Regions from separate parts of the Mus musculus genome. Here region 2 is linked to region 1. The links are chromatin loops, found by intact Hi-C in ENCODE. Cell type or tissue: left cerebral cortex. All regions are shown on one strand. Links, peaks and the distances in the headings refer to the core of each region. The heading gives the core; the rest is flanking DNA. Region 1 overlaps Pde9a (phosphodiesterase 9A). Region 2 overlaps Slc37a1 (solute carrier family 37 (glycerol-3-phosphate transporter), member 1).

Evidence for each region. A loop is a pair of places that touch in the nucleus more often than their neighbours do. Peaks named below come from ENCODE experiments on the same cell type or tissue, not always from the same donor. Only the 100,000 strongest peaks of a DNase experiment are listed, where the experiment ranks them.
Region 2: a loop joins it to region 1, with 3 times the contacts of the local background. A loop is called at or near these places in 2 of 42 quality-filtered maps.

What each region holds. Positions count from the first base shown.
Region 1 is chr17:31,444,461-31,452,460 of GRCm38, forward strand. Pde9a (phosphodiesterase 9A) reads left to right here. Exons shown (of 19, transcript NM_008804.4): 7 at 3,907-3,991. Among named protein-coding and RNA genes, the nearest start is that of Gm9902, 13 kb to the left of the region's middle. In left cerebral cortex, for the core only: a CTCF peak has its summit at 4,255 (motif pointing left); DNase peaks (open chromatin) are centred at 4,272, 6,913 and 7,260; H3K27ac peaks cover 1,131 bases.
Region 2 is chr17:31,325,031-31,337,875 of GRCm38, forward strand. Slc37a1 (solute carrier family 37 (glycerol-3-phosphate transporter), member 1) reads left to right here. Exons shown (of 20, transcript NM_001242427.1): 9 at 636-673; 10 at 3,119-3,199; 11 at 8,542-8,667; 12 at 10,704-10,794; 13 at 12,340-12,402. Among named protein-coding and RNA genes, the nearest start is that of Slc37a1, 35 kb to the left of the region's middle. In left cerebral cortex, for the core only: CTCF peaks have their summits at 3,623, 5,792 (motif pointing right), 6,445 (motif pointing right) and 7,477 (motif pointing right); DNase peaks (open chromatin) are centred at 3,643, 5,791 and 7,528.

The sequences.
Region 1 (8,000 bases), core at 1-8,000:
CATGGAGCCCGTGTTGCACCCTCGGCTTCACAGCCAGGTTCTCTGTCACTGTCAGGCTCAGTCTGGTGATAACTGGGCACCTGATTTGTTAGCTTGGGCTGAGTAAACAAAATTTAAACAGGAGACCAGCACCCCTGAAACATATGTGACTGACTCTGTTCATAAGACAAAATGCTGCTTTTTTGTGGGGGGATTTTTTTTAATTGCTTCTCATTAAAAAAAAAAAAATTCTATCATACAAGACCTGGCTCTTCGGAATAAGCTGGTACACGTTTCCCACCGTCCTGTGTGTACCTCTCAGCATGCATTGGCTTTCCCCAAGTCAGCTGGTCTTTGGGTCCTCAAGACTATCTTGTCCCACCTGGGGATGGTGAGGAGCCACAGAAAAGTTAGTGACCGCTCCAGCAAAGGACGGCACACAGGAGGCATGTGTAAGTCACAGCAGTGCCCACTCCAACGTGCTGGAAGCTGACCGCTCCAGCTTGGGAAGTGTCAGCAAGGCTGGTTCCTCTGGGATCTGAGGGAGAGTCCGTTCTAACCTGACTTCCGTTAGTCCTTCCCACTCCCTAGCTAGTATGGCTGCCGCCTGATCCTGTCGTCCATGCCCTGTCTGTTTCTTGTAAGGACACTGCCATTTGAATCAAGGATGTTCCCATTGCAAGTTCTTTACCTAATATCTGCCAAGGATCTTTTGTTTAAATCAAGTGGTAGTCTCAGGATCCTGGCCCTGGGTGGCTGGGCAGGCTGCCAGGAAGACACCTTGAGTCACTGTTCCATATAGACACACAACCAGGCACAAACATATACACAAAGACATGGATAGACACACTGGAAAGCATGTGTGCACACGCAGGCCCATCTGGGTGTCATTAACTGTTATCTGTGTCTCAGGGTTAGGGACATCCAGCTGTAAACCCCCACACCACACTGACCTTGTAGTGAACGGAATTTCCTGCTTGCTCTTTGACCTTAAACCAAATACACGTTTCTCCTCTGTGACTGTCAGCACTTTTTCCCCCCGTTCTGTGTAAATGTTTAGCTTTTAAGGAGTCTGGGATTACTGGAGGGTCAAAGGTGATTTCATAACCATGGAACAGCCTGGCCCTTGCCTCCTATCCTGCCTGGAGCTATTCACTTCCTTCCTGGTATGTTGTGGTGGGGACACAGGGCATCCCTGCTCCATCTACTCTTTGTACTCGTGCCCTGGACCGACACCAAGACTTAAACACCAGTGTGGACCGCAGCCAGAGCTGATGCCAGAAGACAGAGGTACCAGGGTACGCAAACAATCCAGAATTTCCATACTGAACTGAATTGGAACCAGTCTTTCGGTGTCACTCAGGAACTGTGCCTGAGGCAAACTTTAAGAGCAGTCCCAGGAGAAAGCATTGAAAAGCAGCTCTCTATTCCCTCTTGGAGTGAAGTCCATCCCTTAGCTTTGCAGATAGGAGAGAGAGAGAGAAAGAGAGAGAGAGAGAGAGAGAGAGAGAGAGAGAGAGAGAGAGAGAGAGAGAGAGTATGTCCACAGTTCCTGTGAGTTCTTAGTGTTGAAGAAGGTAAAATTGTTTTCCACAGAGCCAACATCTCCCTTAGGAATTTACTCTTAAATAATTTTTATGGGGAGGCAACAAAGTACAGAAGCCCACAGAAACCCCTTCTGAAGTTGGAGCTGGAGAGGCAGCCCCACGATTAAGAACACTGGCTGCAGTTCCAGAGGACCTGGGTTTGATTTCCAGACACCCATCCACGTAGCTCATAACTCTCTGTAACTCCAGTTCCAGGGGGACTCCATCACCCTCTCGGTCCTCTGCAGGCATTTCCCCTCTTCTGAAGTCCACATGCATTTCCCATGATTCCAAAGTAGGTAACTCTGCAGGCCAGCATGTCAGAAGGCCTATGTAGGCTGTGTCACCAGGGTACTGGCCATGGAAAATGGTTCAGGGCGACTCCTACTTTAGCTTGGAATATCTGTGCCTACCTGTAGGTCAAACTTAGAGGGACAGGGGACCTGTCTTAGCTAGGGTTTTCCTTTTTTTTTTTTTTTTTTTCCGAGACAGGACTTCTCTGTATAGCCTCGGCTGTCCTGGAACTCACTCTGTAGACCAGGCTGGCCTCGAACTCAGAAATCCGCCTGCCTCTGCCTAGGATTAAAGGCATGCACCACCACAGCCTGGCAAGGCAACTCTTAAAAGGACAACATTTAATTGGGGCTGACTTACAGGTTCAGAGGTTCAGTCCATTATCATCCAGGTGGGAGCAAGGCAGCATCCAGGCAGGCATGGTATAAGAGGAGCTGAGAATTCTACATCTTCATCTGAAGACTGCCAGGAGAAGAGTGGCTTCCAGGCAGCTAGGACAAGGGTTTCATTGCCCACCCCCATCCTCACCCTACCCCCATGGTTAGGAGGAGGGTCTTAAAGCTCACGCCCAAAGTGACACACCTCCAAATAGTTCCATTCCCTGAGCCAAGCATATTCAAACCACCATAGGACCCTAATGGATGAAACTTGGGTCAGGCCATGAGTCCAATGGTCTGTGAAGACATCACAGTATGGAGCACATGGCTTCCTTCTACAGGATCTGATAGTAGGAGGACTGAAGGGGGCCTGCGATGAACAACAGAACACCAGGTCACACCTCTAATCCCAGCCACTTACAAACCAAGACAGGAAGATTGTGCGTTAGAGCCAGGCTGTGGTCTCTCACATACATGCCAAGTGGAGTCTGCCACACGTCTCCTAGGATCTGTTGGCCTTCCTCCATGCTCTGCCTTTTAAACATTGATGATTGATTGATTGAGCTGCAGCTTGCTCTGCTTGTCTATCTGCCTCATGTTCCGACCATGTCCCAGAGGCAAGCCTTCAACCTGCAAAGAAACACAACCAGGTTTACACAAGACCGTGGCAGCCATATTGAACTCATCGCTACGGAACGAAGGGTGCTTGAGTGATGCCCTCGGAAGAATGTCCAGTGGCCTTCAACAGCTTCTTTGGGTGCCAGTGATACAAGAAAGCATGAAGAACCCCACTTAAAAGAAAGGGTGACCAAGTGGGTGACCAAACCTGCCTAGCCTCTGTGTTCCCCACAGCTGCTACCTAGACTTGTTCCCAGGCTGCCACCACCCTGTCCCCAGACACTGATGCCAAAGACCTTCATTTTGGTCTGCACATACCAGCCTTGTATGGGACAGGCAGAAGCTTCTCTGGCCCAGAAACAAGTCACCCGGACCAGGGCTGACCGTTTCCCTTTGTGCAGAAGAGACGGTGTCCCTATGAAACCCTATCCCAGGTTGGCCACTGCCTTGGACAGTTCTGGAGAACCCAGAAGGAGGCTGAGTCACACCAGGTTGCCTTTGCACATGCACCCAATCTGCAGTTCCTCTTCTTGGGTTAGAGGCATTGTCAGGAACCCGCTAAGTCCCCAAATGGCTGTTTTCCTTTAGAAAGGGTCACGCTGTGTTTTTAGCAATTATTGGCAGGAAGGGGAATAGCTCACACCATGGGTAGTGTCCTTTGGCAGGAAACTGAGGTGCAGTCATAAAGTTACAGACATAATTTTTTTCTTCCTCAAGAACCCAGCTTCCGGCAGCATTCCAACTGTTCCCAGCTCCGAGGGAGCAGATTGGCTACTGGCTTGTGGGCAGCCACTCTCATTCGTTAGCTGGGACCCCAGGGATAGGGGATAGGACTGAGTCTGGTCCCTCATCTCCTTGACTTTGCCTGTTTCTCTCCTGGCTGGTGGGAAGGTGAGGGAACCCCAATATCAGTAGTGTGGGAAGGTAGAGATACCTTTGCCACATGTCCAGCATCCTTCTGGGACCCTCAGCTGCCAGTCTGGCTAGACGCCCCCCCCCCACGATTACCTCCAGTAACACACCCCCCCCCGTCTGTGTCTCTTTGTCACCAGTGGAAGGACTTAAAGTGGTGGAGATCGAAAAATGCAAGAGTGACATTAAAAAGATGCGGGAGGAGTTGGCAGCTAGGAACAGCAGGTAAGTCCTGTATCCAGAGCCTGTGGAAGCCGGTCCTGGACAGGGCTCTGTGGAAACCGTGGGATGGGCTATGGCTAATGTGCCTTGATCTGCTTCCAACCTGGATAACACAGCCTGTTGTATCAGACATCAACTACTCTCCCATTTTCTTTCCTTTTCATTTTTAAAGATTTATTATATATTACATACATATATACTATTATATATATACTCTGTCTTCATGCACCACATCCTATTTCAGATGGTTGTGAGCCACCTTGTGGTTGGTAGAAGCTGAACTCAGGAAGATGTATTTTTATGTCTATGGGTGTTTCCCTGTAGGCATGTCTGTGTCCCACTTGTATGTCTCGTGCCCATGCTGGCCAAAAGAAGGCATCAGAACTTCTGGAACTAGAGTTACAAGCAGTTGTGAGCTGCCACATGAGTGCTGGGAATAGAACCCCAGCCCCCTGCAAGAGCAATAAATGCTCACAACTGCTGAGCCGTCTTTCCAGACCCCTACATTTTCTTATAAAGGGGTTGGTTGGTTTTGTGGCTGGAAAATGTCCATACATGCAAGGGAAGCAGCTCTTCTCTTCTCCAGAGCCCCGAGTAACAGTAAATTCCATACTTGAAAGAATTTGGTATCCATTTTTTTGTTATTTTGATTGGGGGGGTTATTTGTTTGTGTCTTTGTTTAGCCCTGGCTGTCCTGGATCCCACTATGTAGACCATGCTGGCCTCAAACTAACAGAGATCCACCTGCCTCTGTTGGGGGTTAAGGGCATGTGCCTAACTGATACCAATAAAAAGACAAAGGTGTTTGGTTTATAGTGAACAAGTACCCAGTTTTTATCCCAAGGTCTCCTAGTTCCTAAGGGTAGCCCCCTCTGTTAGAGGAGCACAGAGGATACTCCCATTTCTATGGACTGGGTCACATGACCCTTCAAGGGTGATATCCTCAGAAACCAGTGACCAATAATAATCCAAGCAAAGCATGCCTCCAGCATGGCTTGTCAGTAGGACCATCCTCCAAAGCCACAACTACAGCTACAGGGCAGCATCCTGAGTTAAGAACCAGTCCTGAACCAATGATGTCAGTTGTCTGAGGACCCCAACCTCAAGCATTCTAGAGACAACACTCTCAGGCTGCCTGTGAGAGTGTGGCGTGGCTCTTGCCTGCAGGGAGGGGGTACTGGGAAGTCTGGTGGTCCCCATGGATTCCCACCATGGTGGCCAGCCTGGTTGTCACCAAGAGGGCACAGTATAGGGAAGAGAGGTAAATCAGGGTATTCTATGGGGACCGTGTCACACTCAGGATCATGTGGAGTGGCTAGCTGGTGTAGAGTTAAGGAGCTCTTTATTATTATTATTATTATTATTATTATTATTATTATTATTATTAAAGATTTATTTGTTTATTTATTTATTTATTATAAGTACACTGTAGCTGTGTTCAGACACACCAGAAGAAGGCATCAGATTTCATTACAGATGGTTGTGAGCCACCATGTGGTTGCTGGGATTTGAACTCAGGACCTCGGGAAGAGCAATCAGTGCTCTTAACCACTGAGCCATGCCTCCAGCCCAAGGAGCTCCTGTTCCATTAGATTTGGGTGAAGGGCAGGGCAAAGAATCTTGCAGCCATAGGACACTGAGTGATCAGCTCACTCCCACTGTTCCTGTGAAGGTAGCCAGAATCATAGATCCCAGCCTAGAATCATAAATCTTCCATATGCTCTCAGGGAAGGCAGAAGACAGAACGTAGATCTTCAGGGGCCAGGACAGTCCCATATGCATGACCTCTAAGAAGAACCAGAGTCACCTGGAGGACAGACACTCAGTGAGGCTGGGAACCAGCGCAACAGCCTCTGACCCAAGACCTCACTTAGCCTGTGATCACCCCAGAAGGCATGGTTCCCAGCACCAGGCAGGGGCAGGTGGCCTCTGTGCCAGCCCCCATCAGCAGCGCTGGCAGTCTGCCTGGAGTGGGTTTTTGGCTTGTCTCAGTGACGGGTGTGCCTCTGTACCCCACAAGTACAGTTTAGAGACATAAAGCAGAGCCCTCTGGTGCCTCCACAGGCACCAGAGACAGCATTCTCTGCAGACAGCACTGGAGGTGTCCCTTGTAAGAAAGAGACAGGGTGAGATGCTCAGGCTCTGCCTTCCAAATGAGCAAACAGATGCGAAGCTCTGGCCTGGCTCAGGCACCTGGAGCCACTTTTCTATTCTGAGCCAGTGCTTTAATGTTCAGGATGCAGGATGGAGAAGGTAGTATTTGTGGTACCTCTTCTGTCTTATTGATGGAAGGAGTCCATTTTAAGTGCAGAAGCACACTCAGCCATCAAGCCCCTCCCCGCCCCTCAGGATGAGGCTGTGTAAATCACCTAGACTGTGGAGAAAAGTTGCACCCTTGAGAGGTGCAGACACTACCTTCCTCAAGGAACCAAAGGGACAGGAGACCAGGTGAGGTAGAGCCTAGCTCTACGCTTACAGTAGCTCATGAGCCTGAAGGACAGACTGACATTTGCCCACTTTTGAACACACTCTGACAGGGGCTGGATCCACCAGAACCTACCTAGAGACAAGAGACGGGCTGTACACAGCCTTGGGAAGACGGTATTCTCCTTAGACTTACTGAGGTTTCTGTTTCCCTGAAAGGAATGGATTCCAATAGCCAGCTCACATTCAGGGCAGAGGCGCACACATATCCTACTGGGAAAATATGGTTGCTGTGGTTCCCATGCAAGGAGGGAAAGAATATCCTGCAAGGCCGGTGTAGGGTAATGCAGACAGAGAGTACTGACTGAGGCTTGAGGTCTGTACTCTTCTGCATGTGTCTCAGTCGAATGGCCTTGGCCATGAACTGAGCCCCGGGGGGTGGAAGGCTGGGAAGCCCAGGAAACGAGGCAAAAATGAGCTCCAGACAGAACAAAAAGAAGAGGCACTAGGCCAGCTGCTCTGCCCGCTGGAGGATGCTGGTTCCTGTGGCAACGGGGCTCAGAGTGGGAAGTGGCTGGCCAAGGCAGGGTCAGCAGGCATCTACCAGCCCAGTCTGCCCCCAAGGCCTCAGTGGCTAGGAAGGAGCTGGATTCCAGCAGTCAGCTTCCTGCCTGGGAGGGCTTCCATATGCTCTCAGGGAAGGCAGAAGACAGAACGTTGAACAGAACACAGTGAGGATGTGTGTATAGGAGAGACTGAAGGAGAAACAATGTTACCCTATATAGCCAAGAGCAGAGCGGACCTCTCATAGTCAGGGTGGAGGTGCAGATGGCTTCACTGGAGCACTTGATTGGCTCCTTCTGTTGGTTCCTAGAGCAAATCCTATACATTTGCTAAATCTGTTAGAATCCCCTTGGTACAGCGACTGTCACAATAAGCTGGTAGGTTTTGCAAGTGGTGCAGTTGGGAGAGAGGCAACTGAAGGCTGTGTTTCAAAAGGAAAAGATTTATGATTCTAGGCTGGGAAACCGCACAGGCTCATGGGAGACTTCAGACAACACAGCTGGAGGCTGGGGGGGGGTGGCGGGGGGGGGGTCACTGGTTCAGTTGAAATCTATTGCAAAGCTGGACTCCTGGGTTTTTCCCCTTCTAGGTGTGTTCATCTAGTTTTGAAGGAAAAGAAACTTAATCTACTGCTCTGTGATCTTTTTTCACTTGTAATGTTGTGAAAAATAAGTAGATTCAATTTTAACCCTCCAGGTTGTAGGGTTTTTATCTCTTCTTTTTCTTAACCCAACACCAAATATAGTTGGGAGGCTCAGAAGTGTAGCCATGTGTGTCCTCCATGCCTTAGAACCTTCTGAGGGCTGTCGAGATGGCTCAGCGGTTAAGAGCATTGACTGCTCTTCCAAAGGTCCTGAGTTCAAATCCCAACAACCACATGGTGGCTCACAATCACCCATAATGAGATCTGACGCCCTCTTCTGGTGTGTCTGAAGTCAGCTACAGTGTAATTATGTATAATAATAAATAAATCTTAAAAAAAGAAAGAACCTTCTGAAAAGACACTCTAAGATGTTCTCAGAGT
Region 2 (12,845 bases), core at 2,536-10,535, 120 kb before region 1:
ATCACTTTGTTGCAGCGATGCCAGTGCTCCATTTTCCTCCCGGAAGGCGTCTGATCTCCGCTCGCTTTCGTTTCTTAGAAATTCATTGTCCCTTACAAAGTTACAGATTCTGTTCTGAGAGTGCTTGGGTGCCTTTCTCGTGTTTCTGTGTCTGTCTAACCGGTCCAAGGGTCCACCGTGTCCTGGGCTCAAGCTGACTTATCCCACTATCAAACTCCTATTCATACCCTCGGGCTGCCACACGCCCATCCCCACTCTGTGGAAGAATGGGAGGGGAGGTGGGCTATGCCGTCCCCTCCCTCGATGGCCCCTTGGCCTGGGCTGTCTTCCTTCCTTAAGCTCTGTTTAGTTTAGTGGAGCACCAGATAAGAGTCCTATCCTCTTCCAGTGGACCTTGTTTCATGCATTCAAGGACATACAGCCAATAAAAAACGACAGTAATGAAACATACCCGGATGCTCTTGTAGTTCCCTCTTCTGTTACCACTGTGGGAAGAGGCCCTAAAACTTATTTAGCAGGAACACCGGGCGAAGATCGGGTCCATTGCCAGCAGCACCCTAAGCGCTGCTGAGGGCTCCAGTTCATTGGCTGTGGGTGGCGGTATTTAGTTACCCATCTCCTGTTTGCTCTTTCAGACCCTAAGGACGTCAAGTGCTCCTCCACCCTCCCCACGGTAAGAGCTCCTGTGTTTCCTGTTACCTCCCAGTACAGCCTGCTCCTCTTTACAGCCCACACTGCCAGCAAGGAAAGGCTGGCCACAGCCTCACGCATGACAAGAGTCTATCTCAGCCATTGCAACCCACTGAGCCCTTCCTGCTTCTAAGTCCTCCGCTCTCCCTACAGAGGCTACCTGAAACATGTCACCACAGCCTGGCCTGACATCCCTCAGTGGCTCCCATAAAACCCCCTCTACCTGTTTTCCCTCTGCCCTGTCAAGCAAGCGTTAGGCATATCAAGGAGACCCTTGCTCTAGGGACAGTGCCCAAATTGTACAGCAGGGGGCACCAGAGCCTCTTCCTGTTGAGGCTTAACAGCCCAGGGGTCCTGGGTGTATGTATGTGTGTGTGGGGGGGGTGGGGGGTGGAGAACATTCTGACACTTTATTAACGAAAAACAAAAATAAGCAAAGAAGGCTACTATATTCTAGAAATGTAGCCATGGTGGTATTTGAAAGTGTTCTCAAAGCCATGATGATTTCAGAGTCCAAGTTCACAGAGCTGGTGGTGATTTCATTGTGATCTGAGGCCTCCGTGAGTCACTGGGGTTTGGGGGGTGGGGTGGGGTAGCTCTAAACACAATAGAACCAGGATACTCACTTGCAGACAAGAAAACCTCTGTGGCCACATCCTGCAGCAGCGAATTCTAGAAGTGGCTTCTTCCTCATTGCTAGCTCCAGACATACAGGGGACCAGGCTAGGCACAAGCTCCTGCCTCTCCTGCTGGCACGTATGTGAGGTAGGGCTGAGTCTGCCCGATGCTATACGTGATCTTGGCCAAAAGGTCTAAGCATATCTTTATTAATTTTCTCCTTTTCAAGTCTCTGAGTGAGTCACCAGGGTCTCACAGAGCTCAGCTGCCCTGAGGGCTCGATGGCATGCTGAGCCGGAATCATAAACAGAACTGTTGCTATCTCCACCCTCTTAATGTTTCACAGTGGGGTTCAGCTTCAACACAGGAAGTCATGGGGGTACCCAGCCCTGGCGTAGCTGAGCTGAAGAGAAAAACCATGTCTATTAGGCCTCATCAGAATTCAAGGCTTTAGTGTTTCAAATGGGACCATCTGAATGGGGGAGGGGTGGGGCGAGAAATATTTACAAATTGTGTCTGGGCAGAGACCTGCATCTAGAATACTAACTCATTACTTAGACAGCCAAGGACAAGCAGGGTCAGAGGACCACAGCAGATATTTCTTCTAAGAAGACACACGGGTGGGCTGTGGGCAAGAAGTACGTGTGTCTCACCACTCGGTGTGAGCAGGCATCAGGCGACTTGGTCAAATCCACAGGGTGGCTGTCATGAGGGTTAGTGTGAATGTGGAGGGATCAGAACTCCCGCCTCCCTAGGGCGTATGGAAAGGGATGCAGCCTCGTGGAATGAACAGTTACATCTGACCCCACAGCCCCACTCCCAGAAACACACCAAGAGAATCACAATCACGAAAGACTTGGGCACACAGGTTACCCATAGGGTTATAGCATCCCAAAAATGGAGCAAAATAGACAACTGCCAGTTGATAAACAGATGCATTCAGTGTGATACATTCTGTGGTGAAATATTATTAGGCAGTAGGAGAAATTAAGCTCTGTTGAAGCCATTTGGCTGAACTAAAGAAGCGATTCAGAGAAAGCCACAGCATAAATACAGTTCCATTTGTATGAATGCTTGACTGCTGAGCTATAGCCCAGTCCCTGTGGGAAGCATCCAGAAGTGGGAAAAAATCCTGAGAACAAGCAGATCAGTGAGGGGAGAGGGGGCTGGGGGGACAGCACACAGTGACAGTGCTGTCCCTAAAGGTGAGGAGCATTCTGGGGTTGCGGTCAGTGCTGGATACAAGGCTCTGACTCAGACCACTGAACAGAAAGTCATGAAACAGCAGCATATTTCTGGTTGTTCATCACAATTTTTTTCCTGAGAATTTTTTTCTGTCATGAAAGAAGTGTTCATTTAAAAAAAAAATGTATTGGTGAGCTGGAGAGATAGCTTAGTGGTTAAAAGTACTGAGTTCAACGCCCAGCATCCACATGGTGGCTCACAACCATCAGTAATGGGATCTGATGCCCTTTTCTGGTGTGTCTGAAGACAGTGATGGTGTACTCGCATATACAAAAAACAGTAAGTATTGGGTTTTAGTGTGTAAGCATCTTCCTCTGAGGTTGTATACTCTCTCTCTCTCTCTCTCTCTCTGTGTGTGTGTGTGTCTGTGAGCGTTCATGGAGACAAAGAGTACATCAGATCCCCTGGAACCGGAGTTTGGAGTTTGTTGTGAGCCACTAGGTGGGTGCCAGGAATAGAACCTAGGACCTCTGGAAGAGCAGCCAGTGCCCTTAACCACTGAGCCACATCTCCAGCCCCAGTGTAAGCATTCTCATGGAAGTCTAATCAGCTGCTTCTCTTCCAGCACCCTAGAGCCTCTGAGAATGGCATAAACAGATTTAGACTGCAGAAGCAAACCACGTACAGTGAAAAGAATGGACCTCTGGTGAGTGACACACAGCTTCCACCTGCTGGGATGTCTTTAGAGATTCAGAACCAGTCTCTAACCCCCCCACCCCCCACCCCCCCTACCCCACCCCCCGTGGACCAACTGGCTGTCCCCGGGCCTCAGGCGCAGCTCAGACATCCAGGATCTTTAAGCCATTGAATCTCCTTGTATTCCTAAGGGCCATTTGAGTCAGCCTCGTTGACTTTCTCTGGACAGTCAGCTAAACTCACATGTCTTCAAATCAACTCTGAAAATTATCCAATGATTAATTAACAATAATTAATAAATCAATTAATTATAATCCATCCAATAACTGTTCACTAGCAGGAAGCACTACTCAGGGTTGGTAGGGGCTGAGGAGGCAAATGCAGATGGGAAGTGAGCAGAGACCTCAGCCACCTGCACCCCAGGTGCTGTTCCAGCTGGCCTCAGCAGGTGTCACTGCGGCACAGCTGTATGAGAGGTGGGTGTTGCAGGTGCAGGTACACAGCGCAAGAAGAGCGCACAGTGGGCTCCGGGTACAAAGTGATATCAAGAGTCCATACCACAGGCCCAAGAAAAGGTGGCAAATGTCACAAAAGGTCTTCTCTCAGCTTTCTCCCACTTTTTAGAAGAAGGAACAGAGGCACACATGTGTTAGGTTCCTGATTTTGTACCCCCAGAATGAGCCCAGAAACCTTCCCCATGCCTGGCCTGAGTTTCTGAGCTGAACCCTCTGGAGTATTGTAGACTCGGTCTTAGCCATTGAAGTTGTAGCCGTTTTCTTTCGTCTTAAGTCGGATTGCCTGAAGGATCTGTGCGCGCTAAGCATGCTCTCATTTCTTTATTGCCCAGAGAAACTTAACTTGTGGTGTCTGGAGTGTGGGAAGAAAGACACATGATATGCCATAAAGTCCTGGTCTTTAGACTTTAAGGAAGAGGTGGGGCTGTGGCTAGTCACTCGGATGTGCCTGTAGCCACACTGTGGGAAGCCTGTCTTTGTTGAGGTCTGTGTTTCCCATCTAGAGAGCAAGGCAAAGGCGAGTGAGCTTACCATTTGGAGGCTCATTTGGGTCTCAGCAGTGTCCGAGCCCTGGACAGTCAGAGATGCCAAGGAAGATGGTTATAGATCTGTCCACCCTGTACCCCAGAGGCTGCATGTACCGCACCCCAGGATGGCTATGAATTTTACAGCCTATGAATTTTACAGCCCAATGCACGGTTTTTGTTTTTTTGTTTTGTTTTGTTTTGTTTTGTTTTGAATGTGGACTTCATTGATGGCAGCGTAGTGTTTCAATGTCAAAAGGTTGGTCATGCCTGCAAGAATCTCAGTTCACTCAAGTTATAGTTTTAAAAAACACATCTTGATTAACGTTCAACACCTCTGTGACGCTCCTCTTCAGTGACCGTGAAGGATGACATTTTGTTCCTCATAGTGATTAACCTGAAAAGGCTCGCTCTGGTTTTAGCGTTTTGCTTGCCTTTTCTTTTCCCTCTGCAACACTGTTCAGTGCCACCAAGAAGCCAGCAACCTAGTTGGCTTATTCAAGCTAACAGTAGGGACAGTCAGTCAGGGACAGATCCGGCTCACATGGTGTCTTGCCCTTGCCATGGGTTAGGATATGTGCGTGGGAGGGTGTCCCCTGAGCTTGGCAGGAGCCCCTGGTTGTCCCCTTTCCCAGAGTGTTCCAGTCTGACCCCAGGTGCTCCTTACCAGACACAAGGCTTAATGCAGAGGTCACTCGTGGCTGCAGGGGACCCCCCCTTTGGTCACGTGACTTGTGATGGTTGACTTGAGCTGGTCGTTATTCCCATCGCCATGGCCACCATCCTCTTCTTCCTGGGCATCTCTGACTGGCCAGGGTTCAGATGCTGCTGAGACCCACATCAGCCTCAGAATGGTAAACTCAGTCGCCTGTGTCTTGCTCCCTAAATAGGAAGCGCAGACCTCAGCAAGGGCAGGCTTCCCATAGTAGGACTACAGGCATGTGCATGTGTGTGTAGTGCGTTCACAAACTACTCTTTTGCCAATAGCAGGAGCAGCCTTTGCTCTTGGGCAGCATAAGCCAAGGACAGGGCTCTGACTGAAGAATCTCCTTATTCACCCTCCAGTCCTTGGGCTGGAGCACACATGGAACCTGCTTATTACGCACGCACGCACGCACGCAGGCTAGAACATATGTAGCAGATGTACAGCTTGGTCTTCGTGTGGGTCCTGAACAACTGGAACGAGGTTCTGTCCCACAAACTGTTGCCTGTCTGGGATATGTTCTTCTAGCTGGGCTGCCTTGTCTGACCCCAGTGGGAGAGGATGCATCTAGCCTCACAGAGATTTCATGTGCCAGAGTGGGTGGATACCCAGAGGGACCCCCAATTGCTCAGAGGAGAAGGGGAGGAGGGATAGGGGAAGGATGGTGGGAGGGGATGACCAAGAGCAGGGCAGTGAGGGAGATGTAAAGTGAGTAAGTAAAAAAATAGAGTCTGAGGCAGAAGCCCCTCCTCCTGCCCGCCCCCCTCCATTTGTCTCTCATTGCTCAGTGGCTCCTTGTTTACTCCAAAGGAAACAGCGCCTCCTTTTGCCTGAGCAGTCTAAGTCTGCAGTTTTAAGCAATCCCAGCAGGTGGCGCCTTGGGGCACTTCACACTCCCAGGCAGTCTCTACAGGAGAGTTCCCTGTTTTCTCTGGTTGACCTGTCCTTATAGCTATCCAGGTCCCAGACTGCTCCTCCCTTTGCACTTAATTGCTTTGTGGCTTGCTGCATCTTAACCCCTGGTCAGGGCCCCTTTCTATTTAAAAGGGCACGTAAAGTCATGCAGGTCTCAGCTTGGTCGCCAGGGGTTACCCTGAAGCTTGGAGCTGTTCAGAGATTCTTAAAGCTCGGTCAGCCTGGGAATGAGGTCCCGGGCTCTCAGAGAAGCCAGTGTTAGGTATGATGAAGGAATGGTGGCATGCCTCCCAAGCTGGACACCTAACTTGATCCATTGAAAGCATTGCCAGGTCGCAGTGTGACCGTGAGGAGCGGAACGCGCCCCTCCTTCACACCTGAGCTTTCCCTCTGCCTTCTTAAGTATGGCGTTCAGTGTGAGAATGTCCTGGCTACTGAGCTCAGCCTGGGTGACGTGGGCATCTCAAGCTCACACACAATGCTGAGTCTCTGCATGTCAAACCTGTCCCCTACGTTTCATCTTTTTTATTTAATATGTATGTGAGTGCCTTTTATTTAATCTGTATGCGAACTGTGTGTGCAGTCCCCACAGAGACCAGGAGGGGGCGCTGGATTCCTAGCGCTGAAGTCACAGGCATTCTGTGAGTGCTGGAAATTGAACCTGGGTCCTTTGCTAAAGCAGCAAGTGCTCTTAACCTAAGCCATCTCCCCAACCCCAATATCTTTTTTTTTTTTAAATTCTTCTGTGGTTTATATTCACCCTGCATGGTTTAGAGTAAAACAAAATGCATCAATGGCTGTTAGGTCCTACGGCACGACATGCCTGAAGCCCTTAGGAGCACTCCTATTTAATCCACTGGGATTCATGGTTCATTCAGAGAAAGCCTCTTTCTATCACCCTTGCTATGACTTAAAACTCCACGCAGAGCTGGGATTTCTCCACCGTGCTCCAGTAAGCACAAATTCTGTCCCTCGGGGATGTCCCCGGTATCGGAAGGCACAAATCTCAGAACTGGCTTATAAATTTTAAAATAACATCGTTTCTGGCAGTCTTTGTACACTGTGACCTCCTTGCAAGGTCCAGAGTCCTGTGAAGAATTCCTCACTAGCAAGTCCATGAAATTACATCGTCCTATGGCACAGTGACCACGTTGCTGTGTTAAACTTTAGCTTCACTCCTTCCAAAAAAGCATCATGTGGTTGTGGGTGAATATGTAAACAGTCCCTTTAGGCACGATCAGCTATTTTGTCATCTGCAAGGTTCATGCCAGAGAACTGTGTAATTGGGTTCAAACAAGCAAAAACCACACACACACACACACACACACACACACACACACAAACCACCTGTTGTTTGTGTTGGATGTGTTCCTGAATTATCTTTGGCCACATGGCAGCCCAGGGCTGCAGGCTAGACACAACTGATTAGACCATAATGAAAATCCAATCTGATTATATCTAAGAGGGTGTTTAGTATAGGCATCTTCTCCTGTTACCAGAATCTTCCAGATGTTTGGGTACAAGATACAATATACACCCAGGTGTGCTTTAAAAAAAAAAAATTAAAGATTTATTCTAAATTTTTAAAATTGCTCTATCTGCATGTACACCCGAAGGCCAGTAGAGGGCATCAGATCCTTTTTTTAAAATTTAAGATCTATTTTATATAGTTCTCTGCTTATACACACTCATGCCAGAAGAGGGCATCAGACCCTATCATAGATGGTTGTGAGCCACCATGTGGTTGCTGGGAATTGAACTCAGGACCTCTGGAAGAGCAGCCAGTGCTCTTAACCACTGAGCCATCTCTCCAGCTCCACATAGAGTTGTGTTTTAACCTACTGATCTTTCTCCACAGCGACATGGGGTTCTTTTTTTTTTTTTTTCCTTTCTTTCTTGTCTTTTACTATTTCTGAGCACATGGCATTTCATAAGCCAGGTGGATGCTAAGGACTGAGGAGGCAAATTGTTTGTCACTGGTCTGTCTTAGGGTTTTTATTGCTGCAGTGAAATGTGACCAAGAAGCAAGTTGGGAGGAAAAGGTTTACTCAACTTACACTTCCACATTGCTGTTCATCACCAAAGGAAGTCAGGACAGGAACTCACACAGGGCAGGAACTTGGAGGCAGGAGCTGATACAGAGGCCATGGAGGGATGTTACTTGCTTCCTCTGCCTTGCTCAGCTTGCTCTCTTATAGAACCCAAGACCACTAGCCCAGGGGGATGGCACCACCCACAATGGGCTCTCCCATCCTTGATCACTAATTGAGAAAATGCCTTACAGCTGGATCTCATGGAGGTATTTCCTCAAGGGAGGCTCCTTTCTCTCTGATAACTCCAACTTGTGTCAAGTTCATACACAAACCAGTCAGGACATGGGCCCAAGGCTTTTAGTAGGAAACCCACTGTCTTTTTTTTTTTTTTTTTAAAGATTTATTTATTTATTATGTGTATGGTGTTCTGCCTGCATGTATGTCTGCAGGCCAGAAGAGGACACTAGATCTTACAGATGGTTGTGAATCACCATGTGGTTGCTGGGAATTGAATTCAGAACCTCTGGAAGAGCAGCCAGTGCTCTTAACCTCTGAGCCATCTCTCTAGTACCAGGAAACCCATTATCTTACTTGCTTAAAATTCCAGCCTCACTCAGGCAGATGCCCCTCGTGACATCTGTCCCTTTTGCTTGTGTGTCCAGGACCCAGAGCTTCAGTGCTTGCTACTCTCCGACGGGAAGAACCCCCTTCACCCAAGCCATATTGTTGTCCTCCCTGCTGATGGCAACATGGCCGCCATCAGCTTCACGGGAGCCCTGAGGATCCCGGTGAGTCTGCCTGCCAGGGAGACAGTGCTGTGTGGGAAGGGGCTGGGCCTTGGTGAGCTTGAAAGAGAAGTGTGTGGCTGTGGCGTTGGTGGGTCAGGTCCTCCCATCCTGTGTGGGCAGTGTGGCTGGTCACTCCAGGCAGAACGTGGCTCAGTGTGGGATGCCTTTTATTTTAATTTTTAGAGGGCATCAGATCCCATCACAGATGGTTGTGAGCCACACCATGTGGTTGCTGCAAACTGAACTCAGGACCTCTGAAAGAGCAGCTCGTGCTCTTAACCACTGAACCGTCTCTCCAGCCCAGCATGATGCCTTCATTTTGTACTGTCTCTGAACACTTTGAAATTATGTTTTTCACTTGAAAAAAAACAGAAAGCTGGCTGCCCTGGGCCTACACCCATGATACCTTCCCCCTTGGCTCTCCACCCTCTCAGCCATTTGCCTTCTGGCTCTAAGAGTGTAGGGTGCTACACAGGAGGCAACCTGTGCTCACTGCTCTGTGGCTCTACTGAGCCTGCTCCATTTCACAGCACAGTGAGGCTCTGAGTTCCCAGTATGGCGTGTTTCCCCCGAGAGGGAGAGGCATGAAGGGGTTGAGGCTACAGAAGAATAGCCAGCAGTATGCTAAGGTCTTAAGAGGCAGGATCTGATTGTGCTCTGGCACTTGGGGCCTCCTGGCTCTCACAATGCCCTGAGGTGGCAATCTCACACTTTACAGTTGTGAGCACTGGGTTCCTGGACAGGCTTCATAGCCAGCCAGCAGGAGATGGCAGTTTTCAATGAAAGTCATTTCTAAGGATGTGTTCTTACTGTTGGCTAGCAGCCCTTCTATGGTACCTTTCTGCTGTAGACCCCAGATACTTCCGCTAGCATCGGTTGGGGAGCCGACTAACATGTAAATGTGAGACACAGGGCAATATGGACTGGACATGCTTTGGAGGCCTGGCGCAGCCTTCTCTCTGTCCCTGCCCATGCCCATGCCCCTACCCAGATGGTTGGCATAAGAGTCTACAGCGAGCATCTATTTACCCACCCCTAGGCTCTTCTCCAGCTATGATGCCATCTGTTGATCTGAGGGTGAAGTGAGATGATTTTATCCCAGTACAGAGCATGCCAAGCATCTCTGTAGTAGGTACCACATGCTCGCTCCCATCCTATGATACAATAACAACCGGAAAACCCCAAGGGGACTCTGTGTGTGTGTGTGTGTGTGTGTGTGTGTGAGAGAGAGAGAGAGAGAGAGAGAGAGAGAGAGAGGCATACACATGAGTATGCAGGTGCACACACCCATGTGCAGCCATTCAGAGCCCTGAGGAAGATGTCTAACATCTTCATCTATTGCTCTCCCCACCTTATTACCTTGAAGCAGCAGCTCTGTGTGAACTGGAAGCTTGCCAGGTTGGCTAGATAGCTGACCGGCGAGCTCCTGGGATCTGCCCCATCTCCACTCTCCAGGGCTGGAGTTACAGACACACACATAACTATGCCTGGCGTTTTATGTGGGTACTGGGGATTTAAACTCAGGCCATATTTGTATAGCAAGCACTCTTCCGTACTGAGCCTTCTCCCCAACCCAGTCTTTTTTTTTTTTTTCCTTTGGTTTTTGGTTTTTCGAGATAGGGTTTCTCTTTATAGCTCTGGCTGTCTTGGAACTCACTTTGTAGACCAGGCTGGCCTCGAACTCTGAAATCAGCCTGCCTCTGCCTCCTGGGATTATAAGCGTGTGTGCCACCACGCCCGGCTCCCAGCCCAGTCTTCATGAGCATCTCTCTGGGAGGAAATCACTAGCTATCATTTGGCCGGGCTTCTCGTTGGCTCTTGTTACAACACTGAGTTTCTGCCCTGCTGGCAGTCAGACTAGGTGAGTCTGTGCTCCGGATCTCCTAGGTCTCGCTTCCCACTCATGCTCTCCCCTAAGCAAGGTTGAACCCTGTAGAAACACTGCGTGTCCGCCAAGGAACAGCCCTTTGTCCTGGGGCACACCTTGAGACACACTGCTGATCCCACCCCCAGTTGACAATGGCTCCCTCTTCCAGGGCGTGATTGAGTTTTCTCTGTGTTTGCTGTTTGCCAAGCTGGTCAGCTACACATTCCTGTTCTGGCTCCCGCTGTACATCACCAGTGTAGGTGAGTGCCTGCCGGAAGGGACATTCCGCTCTGTGCTTGCTGGAAGGGAGGTTCCCCTCTGTGCTTGCCGGAAGGGACGTTCCGCTCTGTGAGCTAGACTGCTCAGAACTCCCTTCCTCCTGCTGGGCCACACAGGGTGACTGGACAGCAACTGGACAGCGTGGCTCGGCAGATGGGAGAGGACGTGGATGTAGACACAGTGTGTGGCTCTGGTAGTAACTTTCACCGGGCTCATCCGGTTACTCCCTGACCCCTCTGTGGTTCTCGGAGGCTGCCTGTGTTTAAATCTAGGCCGTGTCAGGCTTTGGAACACAGCGGCCAGCAAGCAGGAGCATGGCCACCAGGGGCTGAGATCTGACCTACAAACTGTTTCTGGGGATGTGTTTTGATTTGTGGGAGGGCTGACAGTCTCTTGGGTTCCCAGAGTCTAAGAATGTCCAGAGCTGTGGCTCTTGATAGAATTTTCCAGAAAGAAAGTACTATATAGCTGTGTGTCATTGGCTCAGCAGTTCTCAGGAACCAAGTGGGGCTGTTGCATGCATGGTGACACCTTGGCCTCAGGAACCAGTGAGTGAGTCAGGGGAAGGAACGAAAGGAGCGGGGCTTTGTAGATACAGCTTTGGGCTTGGGCAAGAGCTCTAGGGACAGCATAGGAAAGAAGGCTTTGAGAATGGAAGACTGATTCTAAGGTGTGTCATAAGGCCATGTCAAGGTTGACCAAAACCCCAAAGCTGAAGGGAATGTCACCTCAGCCGAGGAAGCTGGGGCAGCAGCAAGGTGGGGACTTTCTTGGGATGTGGCTAACAAGAGCAGGCTGCAGAAAGGAAGAGGTTGGGTGAGCAGGCTGCAAGGAGCTACCTCAGGGCACTGCCTAACCATCCCTACCTCATCCTGGCACATGCACAGTAAATAGTCCTAACAGGGAGTCTCAGTAAGAGGCTATGCTCCCTTTGACAAGAGAACAATCTTAGCCACAATGTCGAACTGCTGGATGCCCAGTCAGAGTCTTGGTTTGAGTCAACCCCAGTTCCTTGCCAGCCAAGGGCTTTCCAGTTGTCTCCTCAGACTGGCCAGCATCTAGTCAGCTGGAAGCAAAGGGACATGAAATGGCAACGCCCTGCTACTAAGGCATGAGAAGGCTCTGGTCCCCACTGGGGTCAGATAGCACATGATACCACACTCTGTTTCACTGGGTGACTGACTGAGTAGCTTGGCCATTGCTCTGAGGAGCCCTGCCAGGACCTACACACACACACACACACGCACGCGCACACGCACACACACACACACACACACACACAGTAGCTTCCTAGGCTCACCCTCTTTCTGGATGCCCCTGTGATAGCCAAGCACCAGCATCTGGGGAAGGCCAGCAGTGAGTGAGTGCTAGGCTTGGATAAGATGTGTCAACCAGTATCTCTTTAAAAATCCGAGTTTAGGTGATTCTTCATGGTAAAATTCTGCTCCTGGAGCAAGGTCCTACGTGGGTCCCTGTGGGGTAATCAGGATGTGTCCTCACGGGCTCCTATGCTGGTCATTCCACAGATCACCTGGATGCCAAGAAAGCTGGGGAGCTGTCCACATTGTTTGACGTGGGCGGGATCTTTGGTGAGTTCAAGGCGGGGATCTTTGGTGAGCTCTGCATTGTCAAGAACTTAACAATAAAGCTGGGTGACTGACATTCCTGTGACTTAGCACTCTGGAGCTGAGGCTGCAGGTTGGCAAGTTTGAGGCTAGCCTGGGCTACACAGTGAGACCTTGTCTCAAAAAAAAAAAAAATCTATCAATTCCTGTTCTGGTTAGTTTTATTGCTAGGAAAGCACCGTGTAACACAGTGACCATGGCCATTGCTTTGAAAGCAGCTCGTCTCTGACCTTGAGCCAGCTGCCCTCAGAAATGACACACGGGTGTCCCAGGCAGGTGGCAGTGGCATTAGTACCTACCAGGTGAAGGGGTTTTGAGGTTGTTTTTAAAGCCTGACCCTAGACAGCCTGTGACTCCTGAGGCCTGTAAAGATGTGTCCTGCTAGGCCAGACTCCAAGTGGCCACTT